Linked DNA regions of Homo sapiens: region 2 is linked to region 1. The links are chromatin contacts, found by Hi-C or POLR2A ChIA-PET in ENCODE. All regions are on one chromosome and are shown on one strand. The core of a region is the stretch at or near the end of the contact, and the rest is flanking DNA. Distances in the headings are between cores, read along the strand shown. Region 1 overlaps SGSM2 (small G protein signaling modulator 2). Region 2 has its middle 91 kb from the start of RPA1.

What was found. A loop is a pair of places that touch in the nucleus more often than their neighbours do. ChIA-PET counts read pairs that join two places held with the same protein, here RNA polymerase II (POLR2A).
Region 2: a loop to region 1 is called in a map of thyroid gland, with 2.9 times the contacts of the local background. The contact joins two enhancer-like sites. A Hi-C loop is called at or near these places in 1 of 168 maps with a recorded cell type or tissue (thyroid gland). POLR2A ChIA-PET finds 5 or more read pairs at or near these places in 3 of 52 experiments (AG04450, HEK293 and OCI-LY7).

What each region holds. Positions count from the first base shown.
Region 1 is chr17:2,354,071-2,361,057 of GRCh38, reverse strand. The region is part of intron 2 of SGSM2 (small G protein signaling modulator 2); the gene reads right to left. Among named protein-coding and RNA genes, the nearest start is that of SGSM2, 20 kb to the right of the region's middle. Within about 2 kb of position 1,442, at least 8 of the 41 ENCODE cell types and tissues checked have a DNase peak (open chromatin) inside an H3K27ac peak, as active enhancers do.
Region 2 is chr17:1,917,708-1,924,293 of GRCh38, reverse strand. No RefSeq gene overlaps it. Among named protein-coding and RNA genes, the nearest start is that of RPA1, 91 kb to the right of the region's middle. RefSeq lists a silencer at 1,999-2,181. Within about 2 kb of position 3,078, at least 3 of the 41 ENCODE cell types and tissues checked have a DNase peak (open chromatin) inside an H3K27ac peak, as active enhancers do.

The DNA.
Region 1 (6,987 bases), core at 193-2,692:
TCCACAGACAGACCCTGCAGGAAGAAAAGAAGGGCTTGGTAGGAGACAGTAGGGAGCTGCCCTGTGCCCAGACAGACTCTAAAGACAGGAGTGTGTATGTGTGTGGGGCGGAGAAGCTTCTACATGATTGGGCCAAACTAACAGTTTTACAGGTGAGGAGGGAAAGGCCCAAAGAGGGGAAGAAACTCGATCACAGTCACAACATGGCAGAGCCACCAGGATGAGGACCCAGGGCTCCAAGCCTCGGCCCGAGCCCCTTTTGCCACGTCCAGGTGTGTCTGGTTGGGGGCAGGGACACTGAGGGGAGAAGGAGGTGGTTTTTTCACACGGACTGGAAACAGTGAGCTGTGCTGGAGACAGTCAGACAGAACAAAGTCTGAGCTTGGCACGGTCACTTGCTCTGAGACTCAGTTGTATCCTCTGTGAAATGGGAAGAGGGCTAGTGTGAGATGTCACATGAGACGGAGGATGTGAAATCACCCATGCGGGGTCTGGCTCTCAGGAGGTGCTGGGTCTAGGTCAGTTCCTGACTCCTCACCCTGTTGGTTCAGATACAGTTCTACAGCTAGCCTCTAAGAGCTGGCTTTCAGCAGGACCTCTCCCCGACAGGGACAGGAAGAGGGTGCACTGGAGAGACGATCCAAGGCTGCCCCAGAAGTGGGTGGAGACAGGGAAATTGAGGTCTGTCAAGGTTTTTTTATTTTTATTTTTGAGACAGGGACCCACTCTGATGCCCAGGCTGGAGTGCAATCGTGGAATCTCAGCTCACAGCAGCTGAGAGCTGACCTCTGTGGTTCAGGTGATTCTCCCGCCTCAGCCTCCCGAGTAGCTGAGACTACAGGCACACACCACCATGCCCAGCTAATTTTTGTATTTTAGTAGAGACGGGGTTTCGCCACGTTGGCCAGGCTGGTCTCGAACTCCTGACCTCAAGTGATCCGCCCGCCTCGGCCTCTCAAAGTGCTGGGATTACAGGCGTGAGGCACCGCGCCCGGCCCACATGGGGAAATCTTTGGCTTAAGCGTCCACATGCTCCTCTCCATGATCATTCCCCCTGGTCCCTGGAGGTCTTGTGTGGCCCTGGGATATACAGGCGAATGACCCTTTTGTCCCAGTCTCTTGGTCCTGGGCTGCTGCAGCTACAATTCCGTGCCTGTGGAAAGGGGGTGATCATTTCCTGGGGTTGCACTTCCCATTCAGAGTGGGGAGAGAAGCAGCACTGAACAGGACAGAGGGGCAGCAGGTGGCACATGTCCTGCACGGATCACATGCCTCAGTGGTGTGATTAATTGCCGGGATAATGAGTCATTCGCTTCCCCACCTTCCCTAGGCGACCGCAAAAGCAGCCAGGCCGTGGGGACTGGGGAGTGGCCGGCCCCAGCACTCCCATCGGGGTGGCCTCGCCTACCTTCCCGGCCAGCCTCTGAGCACAGCCATGGGGTTCTCTCGGGTGAGAGGAGGCATTCCTAAGCAATTACTGCAACTAAGGAATACTGAGAGAAGCCAGGCATCACGCTCAGTCCCCCCTTTACCCCACGGTCCCTAATTTCCTTCTGTGCAACCCAGGCAAGGTGCCAGGCAGTGTCTGGGGAAGGAGAAATCCCTCTCATGCATCGACTTTCCAAGCTAAGACCAGTTAGGCCATTAGGCCAGGCATTACTGACTCAGCTCTGTGGGCTCCCGGCCAGTAACTGTTCACACTGCACTTGTCCTATGCCATGCCCACAAGGTGTTCCCCACCGAGAGTGTGCACGTGTGATGAATATGTTATCGCGTGCAGTGTGCAGACAAAATAATAATAGTGACACCACTACTTGAGAACTATGGCCCCGAGAGGACTTTGTGAATGGGCTTCTGGGGCTCCAAAAACTCCCTCCCTGGGTCTGGGCGCCGTGGCTCACGCCTGTAATCCCAGCACTTTGGGAGGCCGAGGCAGGCGGATCATGAGGTCAGGAGATTGAGACCATCCTGGCTAACACGGTGAAATCCCATCTCTACTAAAAATACAAAAAATTAGCTGGGCGTGGTAGGGGGCACCTGAAGTCCCAGCTACCTGGGAGGCTGAGGTAGGAGAATCACTTGAACCTGGGAGGCAGAGGTTGCAGTGAGCCGAGATGGCGCCACTGCACTCCAGCCTGGGGGAACACAGCGAGACTTTGTCTCAAAAAAAAAAAAAAAAAAAAACAACAACAACAACAAAAAAGAGCCCCTCCCTGATATTGGGAGCAATTTGAATGCAAATTGTTGAGGTGCTCTAGAATGATTAGGAGAGTGCTTTTTTTCCTGGATAGTAGGTCTGTGGTTCTCAGCTTCTGACCCAAAAAAGATTAAGAAGCCGTTTTTTTTGAGACCGGGTCTCACTCTATTGCCTGGTCTGGCGTGCAACGGTGCAACCACAGCTCACTGCAGTCTCAGCCTCCTGGGTTCAAGCCATCCTCCCACCTCAGCCTCTCAAGCAGCTGGGACTACAGGCTTGGGTCACTAAGCTTGGCTAATTTTTAAAAATTTTTTGTAGAGACTGAGGTCTCACTATGTTGCCTAGGCTGGTCTCCAATGCCTGGCTCAAGTGATCCTTCCACCTCAGCCTTCCAAAGCGCCGGCATTACAGGCTTGAGCCACTGAGCCTGGCTCTGAGACTTCTGAGTCGAGCAGAAACCCAGGCATTGTCACTAATTGAAACATACATGGAGACATAAACACATGCCATCCCGCATCTAGTGAATACCACACTCAGAACTGCCTGCAAAGCCGGCAGCAACAGTGTCCTCCTTCCCCGGGGACGTGTCTCACAGACACGGGACGGTGAAGGACCCTTCCCCAGGGAGAGTCCACATGACGGCCCAAGCTTATCCCCCGTTCTGACTGGAGGCCCAGAGCACCAAGCAGAACTCCAGGGCCTTACTCCCCTTACTCCTTCCTTCCCCAGGTCCCCACTGTGACCCCACCTCCCAGGGTGGAGGGTGGTGGCAGGAGATACTTGCAGGGCTAAAGCACCAGGTTAGCTGAACCTACCTGCCTGCTGACTGAGCTGTCTGGGCCCTGGGCTCCCACCTGTGAAGGCTTCAGGACCCCTGATCCAGTGGGTCCCAGCACCAGCTACGGCCACCCTGGGTGCACCACCACAAGGTGATGACCCTGACATTATTTGGCTTATTTCATATGAGAAAAAATGTGGACTAATTAATAAAAACCAACACTGGTTGGCATGGAAAGGTTTGGGCAAATGAATCAAAATGGAGAAGAGAGAAACATGACTTTAGTGGCTGGGCATGGTGGCTCACACCTGTAATCCCAGCACTTTGGGAGGCGAGGTGGGCGGATCACCTGAGGTCAGGAGTTCGAGATCAGCCTGGCCAATATGGTGAAACTCCGTCTCTGCTAAAAATACAAAAATTAGCCGGGTGTCGTGGTGGGCACCTGTAGTCCCAGCTACTTGGGAGGTTGAGGCAGAAGAATTGCTTGAACCTGGGAAGCAAAGGTTGCAGTGAGTTGAGATCGCGCCATTGCACTCCAGCCTGGGTGACAAGAGCAAAAACTCCATCTCAAGAAAATAAAATAAAAAGAATAATAGTCTCCAATCCCATCCAGGTTGCTGCGAATGCCATGAATGTATTCCTTTTTATGGCTGAGTAGTATTCCACTGTATGTATTTATCAGTTTCTTTATCCACTCGTTGAATGATGGGCATTTGTCACCCTGGTTTTCTGGTGGCCTTTGGAGTCTGGGCCAGCTGAGCCCAGGTACATTCTCTACCCTGTCAGCCCATCCCATCCTGCTGACAGCAAGGCTCAAGGAACTGCAACTCTGAGTGGGCAGGAGCATAACTGCATTTAACTCCAGCACACTGTTGGACACCCCTACAAAGGTCTGGAGCCATCTTCCCAGGGAAAGGCCAGGAACTACAGACCCAGACTAGCCCTGGGGCTCCCTTCACCAGCCCCGATGTGACCTCAAAGCCATCAAGTTCTGCAGCCTAACAAATGCTACACACGGCTGGAGACCACAGATGCTGATGGAATCCTATGGGCACCCCAACCCTTACACCCCAATTCCACCATTCTAAGATATGGGGTCCCTTCCCTAACCCTTACACCCCAATTCCACCATTCTAAGATATGGGGTCCCTTCCCCCAACCCTTACACCCCGATTCCACCATTCTAAGATATGGGATCCCTTCCCCAATCCTTACACCCCGATTCCACCATTTTAAGATATGGGGTCCCTTCCCCAATCCTTACACCCCGATTCCACCATTTTAAGATATGGGGTCCCTTCCCCCAACCCTTACACCCCGATTCCACCATTTTAAGATATGGGGTCCCTTCCCCAATCCTTACACCCCGATTCCACCATTTTAAGATATGGGGTCCCTTCCCCCAACCCTTACACCCCGATTCCACCATTTTAAGATATGGGGTCCCTTCCCCAATCCTTACACCCCGATTCCACCATTTTAAGATATGGGGTCCCTTCCCCCAACCCTTACACCCCGATTCCACCATTTTAAGATATGGGGTCCCTTCCCCCAACCCTTACACCCCGATTCCACCATTTTAAGATATGGGGTCCCTTCCCCCAACCCTTACACCCCGATTCCACCATTTTAAGATATGGGGCCCCTGCCCCCAACCCTTACACCCCGATTCCACCATTCTAAGATATGGGGTCCCTTCCCCCAACCCTTACACCCCGATTCCACCATTCTAAGATATGGGGTCCCTTCCCCCAACTCTTACACCCCGATTCCACCATTCTAAGATATGGGGCCCCTGCCCCAACCCTTACACCCCGATTCCACCATTCTAAGATATGGGGTCCCTTCCCCCAACTCTTACACCCCGATTCCACCATTCTAAGATATGGGGTCCCTTCCCCAACCCTTACACCCCGATTCCACCATTCTAAGATATGGGGTCCCTTCCCCCAACCCTTACACCCCGATTCCACCATTCTAAGATATGGGGTCCCTTCCCCCAACTCTTACACCCCGATTCCACCATTCTAAGATATGGGGTCCCTTCCCCAACCCTTACACCCCGATTCCACCATTCTAAGATATGGGGTCCCTTCCCCCAACTCTTACACCCCGATTCTACCATTCTAAGATATGGGGTCCCTTCCCCCAACCCTTACACCCCGATTCCACCATTCTAAGATATGGGGTCCCTTCCCCAACCCTTACACCCCGATTCCACCATTCTAAGATATGGGGTCCCTTCCCCCAACCCTTACACCCCGATTCCACCATTCTAAGATATGGGGTCCCTTCCCCCAACCCTTACACCCCGATTCCACCATTCTAAGATATGGGGTCCCTTCCCCAACCCTTACACCCCGATTCCACCATTCTAAGATATGGGGTCCCTTCCCCCAACTCTTACACCCCGATTCCACCATTCTAAGATATGGGGTCCCTTCCCCAACCCTTACACCCCGATTCCACCATTCTAAGATATGGGGTCCCTTCCCCCAACTCTTACACCCCGATTCTACCATTCTAAGATATGGGGTCCCTTCCCCCAACCCTTACACCCCGATTCCACCATTCTAAGATATGGGGTCCCTTCCCCAACCCTTACACCCCGATTCCACCATTCTAAGATATGGGGTCCCTTCCCCCAACTCTTACACCCCGATTCCACCATTCTAAGATATGGGGCCCCTGCCCCAACCCTTACACCCCGATTCCACCATTCTAAGATATGGGGTCCCTTCCCCCAACTCTTACACCCCGATTCCACCATTCTAAGATATGGGGCCCCTTCCCCCAACCCTTACACCCCGATTCCACCATTCTAAGATATGGGGCCCCTGCCCCCAACCCTTACACCCCGATTCCACCATTCTAAGATATGGGGTCCCTTCCCCCAACCCTTACACCCCGATTCCACCATTCTAAGATATGGGGCCCCTGCCCCCAACCCTTACACCCCGATTCCACCATTCTAAGATATGGGGTCCCTTCCCCCAACCCTTACACCCCGATTCCACCATTCTAAGATATGGGGTCCCTTCCCCAACCCTTACACCCCGATTCCACCATTCTAAGATATGGGGTCCCTTCCCCCAACCCTTACACCCCGATTCCACCATTCTAAGATATGGGGTCCCTTCCCCAACGCTTACACCCCGATTCCACCATTCTAAGATATGGGGTCCCTTCCCCAACGCTTACACCCCGATTCCACCATTCTAAGATATAGGGTCCCTGCCCCCAACCCTTACACACTGATTTCACCATTCCAAGAGACCCAATTTAGAGTAGAGGAGACGCCAGGAAGACACAGATGGAAGGGACGTGGGGAGCTGCTGAATCCATTCATATATTGCTGGTAGGTAGGCAAGATGCTGCAACCCGTATAGACGCAATATGGCCCTCTCCACTAATGCTGCAAATAACCTCTGATCCAGTAACCCCTCTTCTGAGAATCCGTCCTACAGATATAACTGCGTGATTATTTAGTTATAACAGCAAAAGACTGGAAGTCATCCACATGCCCATCAATAGGGGACAGGTGAAGTAAATATGGTACATCTCTAGCAGAATATCATGCAACTCTGAAAAAGAATGAGGATGCTCTCTAGGAATGAATAATGGAAAGCTCGCCAACAGCAAGATGCAGAATGGTATAATTGCATGACACCTTTTAATTACAAAAAGGGAGGTGTGAACAAAGAATACAATCTTTTTTATTAGTATAAAAAACTTGGCTGGGCGCGGTGGCTCACGCCTGTAATCCCAGCACTTTGGGAGGCCGAGGCGGGTGGGTCACGAGGTCAGGAGATTGAGACTATCCTGGGTAACATAGTGAAACCCCGTCTCTACTAAAAAACAAACAAAAAAACTCTAGGTCAGGTGCAGTGGCTCACATCTATAGTCCCAACAGTTTGGGAGGCCAAGGTGGGAAGATCACTTGAGCCCAGAAGTTTGAGACCAGCCTAGGCAACACAGGGAGACCCCATCTCTACAAAAAATTTAAAAACTA
Region 2 (6,586 bases), core at 1,829-4,328, 440 kb after region 1:
AGGAGGCTGAGGCAGGGGGATCACTTGAGTCCATAAGTTTGTGACCAGCCTGAACAACATAGACGGTCCAGCTACAAAAAAAAAAAAGAAAATAGGCTGGGCACAATGGCTCACGCCTGTAATCCCAGCACTTTGGGAGGCTGAGGCAGGTGGATCACGTGAGGTCAGGAGTTCGAGACCAGCCTGATCAACATGGAGAAACCCTGTCTCTACTAAAAATAAAAATAAAAATAAAAAAAAATCAGCCGGGTGTGGTGGCGCATGCCTGTCATCCCAGCTACTCGGGAGGCTGAGGCAGGAGAATCGCTTGAACCTGGGAGGCAGAGGTTGCGGTGAGCCAAGATCGTGTCATTGCATTCCAGCCTGGTCAACAAAAAGCGAAACTCTGTCTCAAAAAAATAATAATAATAAAATAAAATAAAAAATAAATTAGCCAGGCACGGTGGCATGTGCCTGTGGTCCCAGGTACCCAGGAGGCTGAGGTGGGAGAATCACTTGAGCCCAGGGGTTCAAGGGTGCAGTGAACTGTGATTGTGCCGCTGTACTCCAGCCTGAGTGACTGAGTTAGACCCTGTCTCAAAAAAAAAAAAAAAAAAAAATTAGCTGGGTCTGGTGACAGTTTTAGGCCTCTTCTCAAGAGCTTTTGTGAATCCCGGGACTGTCCTTGGAATTTATATTTTCTTTTCACTGTTTTTGCTCATTTGAAAAATTGTCTCAAAATTTTCATGTTAATTTCAATCAAATATGTCTACTTTTCTTATTTGGAATATTTTCATGGATTTTAATATTTTGTTTCCAATTTTAAATGGTCTAATAGCAAATTGGCTTAAAAACTGAACGGGCAACCACTAATTCATATATCAATTTATCCTAGGTGATACTACAACATTTTACAATGTGTCTTAGTTTTTTTCTTTTTATTTGGAAATACTTACAGGTTCACAGGAAACTGAAAAAAAGAAAGCAGCAGGGAGGTCCTGGAGCCCTTTCACCCAGTTTCCCTCAATGGTAATATTTTGCGTAACTCCCTGTTAATTCACCATAAAAAAAATATATTTTGGGCCGGGTGCGGTGGCTCAGGCCTGTAATCCTAGCATGTTGGGAGGCTGAGGCGGGCAGATCACGAGGTCAAGAGATGGAGACCATCCTGGCTAACACGGTGAAACCCCGTCTCTACTAAAAATACAAAAATTAGAGCCAGGCGTGATGGCGGGCGCCTGTAGTCCCAGCTCATCGGGAGGCTGAGGCAGGAGAATGGCTTGAACCCTGGAGGCAGAGCTTGCAGTGAGCCGAGATCGAGCCACTGCACTCCAGCCTGGGCGACAGAGTAAGTCTCCATCAAAAAAAAAAAAAAAACTGGGCCTTTTCATCTCAGAAGTTCCTTCTCTCTCACTAGAGAGAGAGCTGTTTACCTTTCTCCTTTCTCTTTCTTTTGCCTATTAAACCTCTGCTCCAAATATATATATATATATATATATATATATATATATATATATATATATATATATATTTTTCAGTTAGTGATATTAATTTTACCTATTTGGGTAAAGTTTCCACATATTCAAACAACTTTGATAAGGAAAAAAATAAAGCTTCCAACAGGGACAAGGAAGGAATAGTCCTTTTCTTTTTTTCTTGGATATTTATGAATGAAATTTTAGGATTTTAAATGTCATTATATCATTGAACTGAGAAGTGGAAAATGAGAAGTGTTTGTCCAGATGCAGGATTATTGGCCAGAGTCCCCCTAACAAGTTTGGGGAGATGAAGGAGGTGTTCACAAACCTCCTGGAATTCAATGCAGGGCCCCTGGAATGTGCAGGTTTCCAGAGAGAGCTTTCTTTCTCTTTCTGTTTTTTTTTTTTGAGAGGTAGTTTCACTCTGTCGCCCAGGCTGGTGTGCAGTGGCCGGATCTCGGCTCACTGCAAGCTCTGCCTCCTGGGTTCACACCATTCTCCTGACTCAGCCTCCCGAGTAGCTGGGACTACAGGCGCCCGCCACCACACCTGGCTAATTTTTTTGTATTTTTAGTAGAGACGGGGTTTCACCGTGTTAGCCAGGATGGTCTCATCTCCTGACCTCGTGATCCACCTGCCTCGGCCTCCCAAAGTGCTGGGATTACAGCTGTGAGCCACCGCGCCCGGCCAGAGAGAGCTTTCTTTTTCTTTTTCTTTTCTTTTTCTTTTTTTTTTGAGACACAGTCTTGCTCTGTTGCCCAGGCTGGAGTGCAGTGCCACGATCTCGGCTCACTGCAACCTCCACCTCCTGGGTCCAAGTGAGTCTCCTGCCTCAGCCTCCTGAGTAGCTGGGACTACAGGCGCCCACTACCACACCCAGCTAATTTTTTGTGTTTTTAGTAGAGACGGGGTTTCACCATGTTAGCCAGGATGGTCTCGATCTCCTGACCTCGTGATCCGCCCCTCGGCCTCCCAAAATGCTGAGATTACAGGCGTGAGCCACTGCGCCCAGCCAAAAGCAGATGGAGTCTCACTCTGTTGCCCAGGCTGGAGTACAATGGCACCATCTCGGCTCACTGCAGCCTCCACCTCCCGGGTTCAACTGATTCTCCTGCCTCAGCCTCCCAAGTAGCTGGGATTACAGGCGCCCATCACCACGCTTGGCTAATTTTTGTATTTTTAGTAGAGGCAGGCTTTCACCATGTTGGCCAGGCTGGTCTCAAACTCCTGACCTCAGGTGATCCACCCGCCTCGACCTCCTAAAGTGCTGGGATTACAGGCATGAGCCACCGCGCCTGGCCTTTTTTTTTTTCTTTTAATTAATAAATAAATTAATTTATATTTTTGGGACAGGGTCTTCCTCTGTTGCCCAGGCTGGTCTCAAACTCCTGGGCTCAAGCGAACCTCCTGCCTCAGCCTCCTGAGTAGCTGGGCCCACAGGTGCAGGCCAGCACGGCCTTTTCATCAGATCCTGAAAAAGGCTAAGAACTGGCCCGGACTCCTTCGTTTCACCCTCAGCGGCTCCTCCGCAACGCCGCCTCCCACCTGGCATGTAGGTGGCACTCCGCCTGGGGATGACGAGTCCTTGGCAGAACCGGCTTGTGGAACAGCCAAGGCTGCGGCGGAAATAGTCGCTCTTGACCAGTTTGTCCTTTTGACCAATTTGGTTTCGACCCAATCGTCTACTCCTCCACTCTGTCACACAAGGAAAACGGGGCGGGGGTGGTGGGGGAAAGGATGGAGCGGCTGGTTCCAGAAGACGCCAGCAACGGAATTTTAAACCCAGGCAATCTGCTTCCTTGTCATCCTAAAAGCTGTGGCAACTGGCAGGCTCCAAGCTCCCTGGGAACACTGGCTTCCAAATGCTAGTTTGGAGACAAGGGGAGCCTGTGATTGCGATTTTACCGATTTGCAACGAAACATTAATGTATTGAGTTTTTTGCTAAGCCAAATTTATTCCATCTAAAGATAATCCTTTATTCTGAAATCATGTCCTTATTTTTTTTTTTCCTTTGGTTTGGGGAGGGAGAAGGGTGTTCTAAAAAGATCTTTCTTTGGCCGGGCGCAGTGGCTCACGCCTGTAATCCCAGCACTTTGGGAGGCCAAGGTGGGTGGATCACCTGAGGTTGGGCGTTCGAGACCAGCCTGGCCAACATGGTGAAGCCCCGTCTCTACGAAAAATACAAAAAAAATTAGCCAGGCCTAGTGGCGGGTGCCTGTAATCCCAGCTACTCGGGAGGCTGAGGCAGAAGAATTGCTTGAACCCGGGAGGCAGAGCTTGCAGTGAGCCAAGATTGCACCATTGCACTCCAGCCTGGGTGACAGAGTGAGACTCTGTCTAAAAAATAAAAGTAAAAATGATCTTTCTTTTCTGAACCAACGGGACTGGTACATAGCAGCTTCTGTGTCTTGGGGTCTCTCATTGGCCAAACAAAATGCTGGCAACCCAAGGCAAGCCCTCCAAATTCTTTCTGCAACCCTACTGCTCTGTGCATGCAAAAACTCTGGGAAGGGTGGTTGTGGAGGAGTCTGGCAGTGCGGCCCTTGCCTTATGCTGTTCCCAGCCCCAACCCAACCCCACTTGGGCCAACGGCTCTGCTCACCTGTGCCAGCTCCGTGTGCATGGCCTCCTTCCTCCTTATCACCTGCCTTCCATTATTTGCAGATAATTATCTGCAATAACCAGCCAGTTACCCTTAAAGACAATTATATTCTCTCTCTTTTTTTTTGATACAGAGTCTCGCTCTATTGTCCAGGCTGGAGTGCAATGGCATGATCCTGGCTCACCACAACCTCTGCCTCCAGGTTCAAGAGATTCTCTACCTCAGCTTCCCGAGTAGCTGGGATTACAGGCTCCTGCCACTGCGCCCAGCTAATTTTGTATTTTCAGTACAGACAGGGTTTCACCATGCTGGCCAGGCTGGCCTTGAACTCCCAACCTCAGGTGATCCTCCCGCCTTGGCCTCCCAAAGTGCTGGGATTACAGGCGTGAGCCACCACGCCTGGCCAACAATTATATTCTTCTATCAGCAAACATTGATGTTCTTTTCTTACATCTTTTAATGAAGCTGACATTAGGGAGATGTTTCATTTTCATAAAGTCAAACGGCTGCCTTTTAAGAGGGTTTGGGTTCCATGTTAATGTTTCAAAGCCTTAACTAGGGGATGGGTGTTTGGTGGAAGTAGAAAAGGAATTAGGAGGACTTCTTCCCTGTTGGTCCAAGAGGAGCTGCTTTGAGAGGTCAGATGCCCAGGGGACCCGGTACAGCGTGCCAGCCCCCCTCCCCAAGCTAATGAGCTCTAAAAGTATCAATGCGATGAGCTCAGCCCTGCAAGTGAAATCATTCAGCAGTGCTGCTCTCATAGCTGTGCCTGCCTCTCACTGACCACGGCTTAAATCCTCCCTCCCTGCAGCCACCTCTGGGGACCTCCAGAGCTAATTGCTTCAGGGAGCTTCATTGAAATGAAGCACCCTCAGCTGCTCATAAAAGCTTTATCGTGGGCGAAGGCTGACCCAGACGGAACAGTAGCATCTATCTCCCAGGTCAGGGGGCCAAAGGCGCCGGCCGAGGCAGGATCTAGGCTTACAGAAATAACTCGGTTAGGTATTAAAAAGCCGGGGGCGGGGGAAGAGGCTGTAATTTTATCTCTTCCCGAGTGCCCCTCTCTTTACAATTTGGGCCTTACCTGGTGACTATGTGTACTTGAGTCACTCATTGTGGGCCAAACAACCTCAAGATGCAATTTCTTTCAAAGGTAGAAAAAAAATAAATAAACGAAAGTCTGCTCCTGCTGGGTTTATAAAGAGCTGTTTTCTTCCTGAGCTCTGTGGCATGGTGGCTGTAATCCGGAATTTCTTTTTAATCATAGCAGGAGTCCCAATTAGCGTGTTGGGTAATCTTTCAAGTAGAACTGGGAGCTCCGTGACCATAGAGAGCCGAGGAAATGTTACATGTGAAGAAGCTCTGGAGGGACAGGGCCGAGAAGGCAGTGCTGTCAGGCCGGTGCACACACGTATGTCAATCACGTATGTCAATCACGTATGTCAATCAACGTGCATTTGCAGGCTGGATCCCAGTCCCAAGAGCAGGCGTGTGCACCCTGGGTTTCTTGACCCCCAGTTCTATCATACCTGGACCAGAAGGAACGTATGGAGTGTACGTGGTGTTCCCCTTGGTGCAGAAACCCCAACGCTGCCCCGTCCGTGAGCCAGCATGCCAACATACAGGCCATGCACGCATACCTACCCCTTCCCGCTAAGAACACAGGGCAGGAACCAAGCTGCATGTGTGAGGCTGTGGCGCAGAGTTTGGGGCGCCCCCGGCTCTCCATGAGATGGGCCGCAGCCCCGGACTCAGCTGGCACCGGGGCCCAGCTCCGATCCGGTACGCCGGTGACCTACTTTCCTTTGTTGTTGTTTTTGGAAGTGCTGATGTCAATGCAGAATTCAGCAGAGAAGCTGAGTGAGAAAAAAAAAGAGAAGGGGGTAGAGAGAGAAGAAGGGAAAGAACCAAGGGCAGGGAGAGCGCCAGATAGGGATGGTGGTGGCAGGTTCTCTGCAACAGGGCTAACCTCCTACTGCCACTGTCCCTACAGGGCCCGCCTACTGCCACTGTCCCTACAGGGCCTGCCTACTGCCACTGTCCCTACAGGGCTAACCTCCTACTGCCACTGTCCCTACAGGGCTAACCGCCTACTGCCACTGTCCCTACAGGGCCTGCCTACTGCCACTGTCCCTACAGGGCCCGCCTACTGCCACTGTCCCTACAGGGCCTGCCTACTGCCACTGTCCCTACAGGGCTAACTGCCTACTGCCACTGTCCCTACAGGGCTGACTGCCTACTGCCACTGTCTCTACAGGGCCCGCCTACTGCCACTGTCCCTACAGGGCCTGCCTACTGCCACTGTCCCTACAGGGCTAACCTCCTACTGCCACTGTCCCTACAGGGCTGACTGCCTACTGCCACTGTCCCTACAGGGCCCGCCTACTGCCACTGTCCCTACAGGGCCCGCCTACTGCCACTGTCCCTACAGGGCCTGCCTACTGCCACTGTCCCTACAGGGCTAACCTCCTACTGCCACTGTCCCTACAGGGCTAACCGCCTACTGCCACTGTCCCTACAGGGCCT